2 separate regions of the Mus musculus genome follow, and region 2 is linked to region 1. The links are chromatin loops, found by intact Hi-C in ENCODE. Cell type or tissue: left cerebral cortex. All regions are shown on one strand. Each heading gives the region's core, and the rest is flanking DNA. Links, peaks and the distances in the headings are about the cores only. Region 1 holds the start of Ice1 (interactor of little elongation complex ELL subunit 1). Region 2 overlaps Adamts16 (a disintegrin-like and metallopeptidase (reprolysin type) with thrombospondin type 1 motif, 16).

Evidence for each region. Peaks named below come from ENCODE experiments on the same cell type or tissue, not always from the same donor. Only the 100,000 strongest peaks of a DNase experiment are listed, where the experiment ranks them.
Region 2: a loop joins it to region 1, with 8 times the contacts of the local background. A loop is called at or near these places in 1 of 42 quality-filtered maps.

The regions. Positions count from the first base shown.
Region 1 is chr13:70,635,766-70,640,166 of GRCm38, forward strand. Ice1 (interactor of little elongation complex ELL subunit 1) reads right to left here and starts at 1,869. Exons shown (of 19, transcript NM_144837.3): 1 at 1,752-1,869. The coding sequence starts at 1,832. In left cerebral cortex, for the core only: a CTCF peak has its summit at 2,455; DNase peaks (open chromatin) are centred at 1,823 and 2,356; H3K4me3 peaks cover 2,556 bases; H3K27ac peaks cover 1,398 bases.
Region 2 is chr13:70,796,446-70,800,846 of GRCm38, forward strand. It overlaps Adamts16 (a disintegrin-like and metallopeptidase (reprolysin type) with thrombospondin type 1 motif, 16), which reads right to left. Exons shown (of 23, transcript NM_172053.3): 4 at 4,339-4,401; 5 at 1,393-1,592. Among named protein-coding and RNA genes, the nearest start is that of Gm36529, 42 kb to the right of the region's middle. In left cerebral cortex, for the core only: no CTCF peak of the experiment used is centred there; DNase peaks (open chromatin) are centred at 2,139 and 4,197; H3K27ac peaks cover 456 bases.

The DNA.
Region 1 (4,401 bases), core at 1-4,000:
AACGGACTGGATGCAGGCTGTCAAAGAAGGAAGGCACCAGGATAGCCACCAGTTTCTGGCCTAAGCAACCTAAAGAAATCAATGGCACTGCTCACTCAACAGGACAGGGACTCCTGGTGAGCAGTGTGTGAATGCAGCTCTCCAGAGGGCTAAGAAGAATGGGTCACACAGCTGTCTGTTCAAATACCTGCAATGATTCACCACCACCTCATCCAGAGAAGCCCAAGCTCATACAACGGTGTGGGTGTATGAGAACCACACAACCAGGGCTCTTCTGGCTCTTCTGACCTCTGCAAATCCTAAATCTTCAGTCTGCTGTGGCCTCACCGGTCTTCTCAAGCACACCAGGAAAGCAACTACCCCAGGCCTTGAGGCATCCACTAGGATGTCGGGCTTCAAAGAAATCAACCGAACTCGCTCTCCTATAACCTTGTTCAAATACGATTTTTCCAAAGACCAGAAAATCTCAGCAGCCAAAAGCCTGGTCCTTACCCACTCTCCCCTCCTACTTTTGCCTGTTTGTTACCAATATGTTGCTTCTAATGTAACTTTCCTCTTCTCTTTGCGTACATTGTTATAAACTAGCAGGGGATCAAAAAATTTGAGTAAATAGGCTCAAAACACAAATATGGTCCATTAAAGAAGCGTTCCATTCAGAATCTTTTAAGGGAGGGGAGGGTTATAAGATGCCTACACGATGTGGCCTAGCTACAACATGGCTTGACTCTCCATCTTCTCTATGAGAGTGCCAAACCATTTCCTATTCTCCAAGCAACTAGAACATACGAATCGGCGCAGAGACATTGCACTTTACAATAAAAAGCAAACTTCCACAGATAGCTAGCTAGTCTGCATCCCTTATCTCGTCTCACCAACCCCGAGGCTGCCACAGGCTTTGCTCATCAAACATCAAGAAACCGTCCCACTTGTTAAAACCGATCTCCAGAGCTACTTTTCAACATTCACAACTCCCACTGCCTCAACACCACCTCACCAGAACCCCCTGACATCTTCCATTATTTCCTTCCCAACATCTAAAATCCTGTCGAGTCGTACTTGCGCACGTTCATCTTATCCGTGTCCAGGTGGTTTACCAGAATATGAACAGTGCTTAGAACACTGGGTAGAAAGGGGATGAACTGAACGGGAGCAAGGGCAAGTTCCGTTTTGCCACTGACAATAGGTGAATGGAACTCTAAGACAGAAAGCTGTGCGAGTCTCCAGCCCTGAGCACTGGGGACTATTTCTATTGCATCAGTAAAACCTAGAACCCATCTGCAGCGATCCATTGTTAAGAACAGGACATGACACTGTAACAAACTACCTAGACCCACGTATGTTTATTGGACAATTTTAATCAGACAACTAACATGCTACTTAACAAAAGCTAAGCTTGGCAGTATATTAATAGATACGTGTAAGCTAAAATGCAGTTCCGTTCCGGAATCTTGGAAGTCTAGCGACCTGGGCACGCAACATAAAACCCTTGCCTTCAAACAACAAATAATTAGGAGTGCGAGGAGGCCTTCATCACAGAGAGGAAGATTCCCTCCGCGCGTAGACAGCGTCACCCACCAACCAAACTGGGCCCTGCAAACCCTGAGTCGGGAAGACGAGGAGTCCTGAAGAGCACGCTCACTCTGTCCGCCGCCGGCATCGCAGCAGCTGAACCAATTCTGTCCGTGATTAAACAAAGCACCGGCACCCGCCCCCAAAACGGCGCAAAAGGGTCAGCCAGGGATCCTGCGTACCTGCTGCAGGGAGGCGCAGCCCTGACACCGCGCGAGGTCGGCTGGCCCGGGCGCCGCCGGGTGCGTCTCGCCGGGCATCATGGTGCTGCGGCCCGGCCTGCAGGGCGCGCGCTCAGGGGCCCGCTGCCTCGGCCCTGCTCCGCCGCCCCAGCCACCGCCAGCCTGGCCGCTTCCCGCCGGGCGCGGGCAGGTCCATGCGTGCGCCAAGGTCCCCGTGGAGCCGGCCTAGGGCTCAGACCAGCGAAGCAGCCCAGGGCACTTGAGAGCGGCGCAGCCCCGAGGGCCCAAAGCGACGACAGCACACGAGGTCCCCGCCCCACCCAGCCCCGCCCCCCGTCGGGGCTGCCCGCAGATCCGCCTGATCAAAAAGCCAGAACGAAGCGTGGTCGTACAAAAAGCAAAGCCTTAGGACACATCTTGGAAGAGATGAACAAGAGCCAGGGCCTGCCTTCACGAACTGTCTGTGCATCTGTCAGCTGCCTCATTACAGGCCCTGTGTAGACGCCTAAATCCCTTCAGCCTCCAAGGGGCGGGGGTTTTGCGATGTCATTGGCATGCCGACCACCGAAGGAGGACCCGAGCCTGGGTTTGGAAAGTGCGAACGCTTCTTGCAGAGCTACTGCACTATTCTCCCAGTAGACAGGCAGGGAGCGGAAGAAAAACTACAATTCCCGGAGTGCCTCGCAGCGGCAGGGTGAGCACCGCCTGGAGGCCAACCTCTAGGGCTCCATGCTCTGCTACTAACGTGTGGGGTGTGTCTGCACGCAGCCAACCAGACAAACCCCTTCGAGCCGGTTTCCCAGTCATCTTCACCCTTAGGCTGGAGAGGTGGAAAGAAGAAATCCTCATTCAGCTTTAAAAGCCACTTGAAATCAGGGCTTGAACTCTCGCTGACATCCTAGCATTGTATCCACTCTCCTCAGAAACTTTGTTGCCATCAGTATCTGTCTACTAGGAAGTTTCTGGCGGCTCCTCATCTTCTGGTTACAAAGTCCCAATCTCAACAACAGTGTTGCATTTATTAGTGAGGGTTCTCTAGAGTCACAGAACTTATGGGTAGACTCTATATAGTAAGGGAATTTATTGATGACTTATACTCTGTAGTCCAACTCGCCAACAATGGTCAGCAGCAGCTGTGAATGGAAGTCCAACGATCTAGCAGTTGCTCAGTTCCACAGGGCAAGCAGGCAAAGAAGAGAGAGCCTATCTTTCTTCATCTAATGTCCTTATGTAGGTCTCTAGCAGAAGATACGGCCCAAATTAAAGGTGTGTGTCACCATGCCTGGATCTGGGACTTGCTTTGTCCCAGATGACCTTGAACTCAGAGAGCTTCCAATCTTAATCTCTTGGGATTCATAGCCAGTATATGCCTCAAGATCTCCACGATAGGGGCTGGTCAGATGGCTCAGCGGGTAAGAGCACCTGACTGCTCTTCCGAAGGTCCAGAGTTCAAATCCCAGCAACCACATGGTGGCTCACAACCATCCGTAACAAGATCTGACTCCCTCTTCTGGTGTGTCTGAAGACAGCTACAGTGTACTTACATATAATAATAAATAAATCTTAAAAAAAAAATCTCCACGATAAGATCCAGGTCAGAAACTTGTATCTCCCAGCCACCAGATTAGGATCACAGGTGAGCCTTCCAATTCTGGATTGTAGTTCATTCCAGATATAGTCAAGTTGACAACCAGGAATAGCCACTATAATTTATTAAGAGGGCATCCAGACCCTGCACATCTGTCCTAAGCCTCGGGATGGAAAATGCAACTCAAAACCCTCACACCCTGTTCTGTCTTCAAGCTATCTTCTTTGACGTTGAAAGACCATATAGATACCCAGAAATAGCTGAATGCCTTGTCATTGCTATTTGCACCCAAGCAAGACAGGCCCATAACCTGACAGTCTGTGTAGAAGGTCCAGGTTTCCTCAGAGGCTGGCGAACAGAATGTGTAAGGTTACAAGAAGAACATGGGTTTTGGTTGGGTCAGAGTCAATCCCCAACTAACAAGCTAGGTCTGGCCACCCAACCTCAACAGGCCAATTAAAGGGCATACTTTATAGTTAAAAGCAGAAAAAGATATCTCCAAAGTGGTCACATTAGGAAGAAGAAAGATCCAGTAATTAAAAAAAAAAAGATTTCCCCAACCTCAGCCCTGATCCAAAGCCCATCTTCAGAATCCTGACCTGGGTTTAGGTTTAAGTAGAGAGCAGGAAGTATGCATGGGTAGTCACGGTAGCTGTGGTCCTTCCTATCATAAACCCACTATTGTGTCTGCTCTAGCTTCTGCTGAAAGGCTATCTGACAAGCTGCCAAAACGGTGAGAAAAATCTTTGTCTAGATACAGGCTTCCGTTCTGGTTGGCTTTTGGCTTCAGCCATTTCCTTCTTCCAACATGGGATTCCTGTGGATACAAGGATCAATGGTCTTACAGTGGGGTTGAGAGCCAGGACACTGGTTCCTCTCTAGAATGCTCTTGTGCTCTCTCTCTCTCTCTCTCTCTCTCTCTCTCTCTCTCTCTCTCTCTCTCTGTCTCTGTGTGTGAGTGTGTGTGTGTGTGTCTGTGTCTGTGTTTGTCTGTCTGTCGGTCTGTCTGTCTTTCTCTTTTCCTGGGACAGTTAGAGAAGGGCAAAAGGGTAGATGCATGAG
Region 2 (4,401 bases), core at 301-4,300, 160 kb after region 1:
CACAGAGTACAGCTTCAGAGCCAGGTGCTCTGGGAGTTCTCTGGGAGGAGAGACACCCGATGAATTTCCTTGATGGGAGAGAGAGAATTTGGATTTACTGTGGGGAGTGAGACATATTTGGGGTATTTTGGGGGGAATCACAGATTCATCTGGGGTACTCTGTTTACAGATGTCAAAATATACATTTTAAACACTGTCATTAACTCTTTTCCTGACATGTGTGCACCTCAGTTTTTCTCTGTGATGAGGATTTATCCCACAGGTGGCAGGTGCAGAGCACCACTCCTGGGTCCTCAGTAACTCCCACAGGTGTTCTTTATACAAAGACAGCTTCATCTGGGAAGCTATTCCAAAATAAGAGTTCTTCATTTTCTGCAGATAACTTAGATTCAATACCTGAAGATTAACATTCCTAAAACAATGGGCATTATCTGCACCCAACAATGCATTATCTGCATTTCACTTTGCATTATCTACACCTCACAGTACATTATCTGTTCCTCACCTAGTGTTATCTGTACCTCACTTTGCATTATCTGTAATTCACATTGTGTTATCTGCATCTCACATTGCATCATCTGCTTCTCACCTAGTGTTATTTGCACTTCACATTACATTATCTGCTCCTCACATTGCATTATCTGCTCCTCACATTGCATTATCTGCTCCTCACATTGCATTATCTGCACCTCACATTGTGTTATCTGCACCTCACATTGTATGTTAATCTGATAAAGTTTTGTTGCATCAAAGTGTATCAATATCCCAATGAGATTTCTAGTGTGTGAAGATATCAGTGAGCCCTAAATGTCTCAGAAACAAATTAAGTTGCAATGATGATCTAATTAGTTTCTCCCTATTTCATTCTCCAACATTCTAAAAATTCACCTTTTGATTGGAAATTAGTAAAATGAGTTTCTTATACTAAGACTCAGCTACACAAATGAGGAAAGAAACACACATTGTCATATGCACAGAGAGACATACATACAAATACACACATGAACAAGCATACAAATTAACATATACATATAATGTACACAAGGACACATGGTCACGTAAACACACACACCATACACAGACAGACACACATGCACAGATATATACAAGCAGATGCACACTTGCATGCACACACACAAGCACACACACAGGCAGACACATAGTGGGACACACAGTGGCACATGCACATATACACACCGGTGCACACACATAGAGAGACACACACAGACACAAACACACGTGCTTACATGCACACACACAGGTACACACACACAGGTACACACACACAGAGGCACACACATACATAAATTCATGTGCTTAAACACACACACACACACACACACACTCAGGTGCACACACACACACACACACACACACAAACATCAGCCCTACCATGTTGAGAATGGTGAGGACATAAGTCGTAATGTTTTCATGGCCATGGCTTTGCATCATCTTTCTGTCAACCACCACCAGTGTCTCCACATTTAACTCTTCATTTCTGTGGGATTTCAAGAGCGAGCGCTTGTGTCGGGAACTAGGCTTGTACTCATCAGGCAAGATGTAGAGGTCATCGTTGGGAGGCTGAGGCATGTCTATGGAGGAACATGTAGAGAGCAAGCTAATGCAAACACACAAAACCAGAGGCATAGCTGATTCTACAGAAGTGTCTGAGAAAGGAATGCTCATGTTGAGTAAGGTGATCCTGAATTTAATGACAGCTTGGGCTACATAAAGACAGCGAAGCATGGCAATAGGGTTCCCATGTTAGAAGAAGAGAGACCTGCCCAGCTTTTGGGATACAAGACATGTTTTAGTCACCTTCTCTATTTATATGATGCTCGTACAATCTGGATGTCTTGGAAACAGACCATTTCCAGAACTAACTTCGCATTCTTTTGTCCTGATTTAAAATGAGAAATGAACCCTAGCATCTAAAATGAGCATCCTAGGAGCAAGGGCATGGGGACTTGCAGAGCAGGACTCCTCCACACCTTGACAGAGTAGCAAACACCACAGGGCCAACAGCACAGCCATTGGCACCGGCTAACGTTTCTGTCATAGCTGATACTGGTGTCTGGATGGAGCTAGCTTTCCAGTACTCTTCCCAGTCAATCATACACCATTGGTGGCAGCTGCACTCAGTGGGTGCTACACATTCTAACACACTCCCCTGAATACTTAGCAGATCTAATTATAGAGCAATCTGTTCTCTGCCCTCGTGGAAAGTTAACACTCTATTGAAAACAATTAACTCTAGAAGGGTGGCTAGGAAAACACAGGATCGTTTCATGGGAAGGCATACTTCAATCGCCACCTGGTGACATGAAACTCCAACTGGACCAGCTGTGAACATACATCTCCCTACTTGATTGGTGCTCACAGCCAAAGCACTTTAATCTTTTGGTTTGTTGGTCAGTTGGAATTAAAAACTGAATCCAGAAGTGATCCAATATCCAAAACTATCTTAGTTTAGACGTGAAGCACAAGTAGAAATCCCATCTTATAGCCTTGTGACAAGTCAACCTGAAACCTACACACCTTGAGAACATTCTCGAGGATCACCCTTAGGATACATGAACAGGCACGTGGGCAATAATGAATCCCCTGTTCAGGTTCGGAATCTAACCCCAGGGTAGTTCATTATGGGTACACACAAGTATTCCACAACTCAAGATAGGATGACATAGGTAAAGGTTCCCATCTCAAGTGTTTATTACATCTGAGGAGAACATAACCTGTTACTCAAACCTAAGCAAGTCCTCACCAAGGCTGACTGAAGCTGTATTAAACATTGTAACTTGCAGATGCATGCACGCCCTTGCCCTTAGGAGCTGTCCTGGGTCACTCATTAGGCCTCTATATGAGCTACTGTATGAGATGCTGTGGGACCTGAGGCAGGGCAGTAAATGAAGACAACTGCTGGCTCTTATCTAGAAAGTGTTAGAAAGGAATTCAGATGCGAGTGGTGTGGTCTTAAACCCAAGTGGTGGGAAAATGTTGGCATAACAAAAGGAGGCTGCAACAATGAGCCTGGCAATTGTATCCCCAGGGCTGGCTACATGGGCAGGAATTCCTGGAAGCTGTATCACACTGGCCAGAGCTCTTAGAAGCTATTAGAGCAAAGAAGACATGTGCCTCAGGTCAGTGCTTTCCGAGTGCCCAGGAAACACCAGTCCAGCTAACCCCACATCAGTGCATGCCTATGGCTGAGATGAGATGATGACATTCCAAAATTCCCTTCATCGTAGCTCCAGTTTCAGCATCTGCTTTAACAAATTGTCTGCATCGGTCACTTGTTTCCGACAGATGCCTGAGGGAGTGCGGAGACCGCACCGAGAGTCTTTGCACACAGGTATTCTAACAGAGCCTTTGTAGGAGTGAGACCCACTTAGAAGAACAGGACCATACTGACAAAAGCAGGACCCATCCCACAAGAAGCCAAGCAAGCAAAGACACGTCCCATTGAGTTGGACTCAATCTGAGATCTCCAGTTCTGTCTGAACACAGCCCTTGTGTTTTGTTCCTGAAATAAGATGGGTTCAGACACTGCACAGGCTCTGATACCTCGGTGACACTCGCTTCTTCACTGAGTATCAGGGTGTTGACCCATTCCCTAAGATTCACCCAAATCCGCAGGGCACCTGCTAGGTTCTCCCTTCTGCTTCCATGGGGCAGATAAGACCACTATCAGAGGCAGAGAAGGCTGGGACTAGAGGCATAGAAGGCTGGGACTAGAGGCCTAGGCTTCCTTTTTGCTCTCTGAGAAGAGCTAATCAGATAGTACCTGGGCACTCGGGCAAATAGGGACTCCAGAGAACTGCAGTTTCCTAGATTGGGAGAGCTACATTATGTGCAAACAAGGACCCTTGCTTGTGAATCAGGACAAGACTCTCCAAAGCCTTGCTGACAAATTGCAGGTGAGTACTTTCATGCTCTTGCCTCTTTGATGCAGTGGTGTCAAGCTTCAGATATGCATTAAAAAGTTACCTCAGCAGGAAAAGTATGTGAGCTTTAATATGTCTAAACCTCAAGTATAGAGTTACTGGGGAACAGGGGGATGCCAGGGCTTGCTTTTTTTTTTTTTTAGATGTCTGGCAGGTTCTATACTTCTGAGGAGTGTGTCATTTAATCTGTGCAAGGACAAGCTTTTTAAAAACCCATCTGCCACATTCATCTACCACCCACAAAAGATATAAGACTACCACCAGAGTCACCTCCATAGCAGCATCAACAGAACGTCTCACCTCCTCAGAAGACATGCTTTCAATAAATTAAAATTGTCCCAGTATCCCATCTAATTATGCACGTCATTAAATACACAAAATCTCCCTTACATACATTTCTTGCGTCTTCCACAGAAATGCTGCTTTTGTGAGGGGCCAAGATGGAAGTTGTCATGGT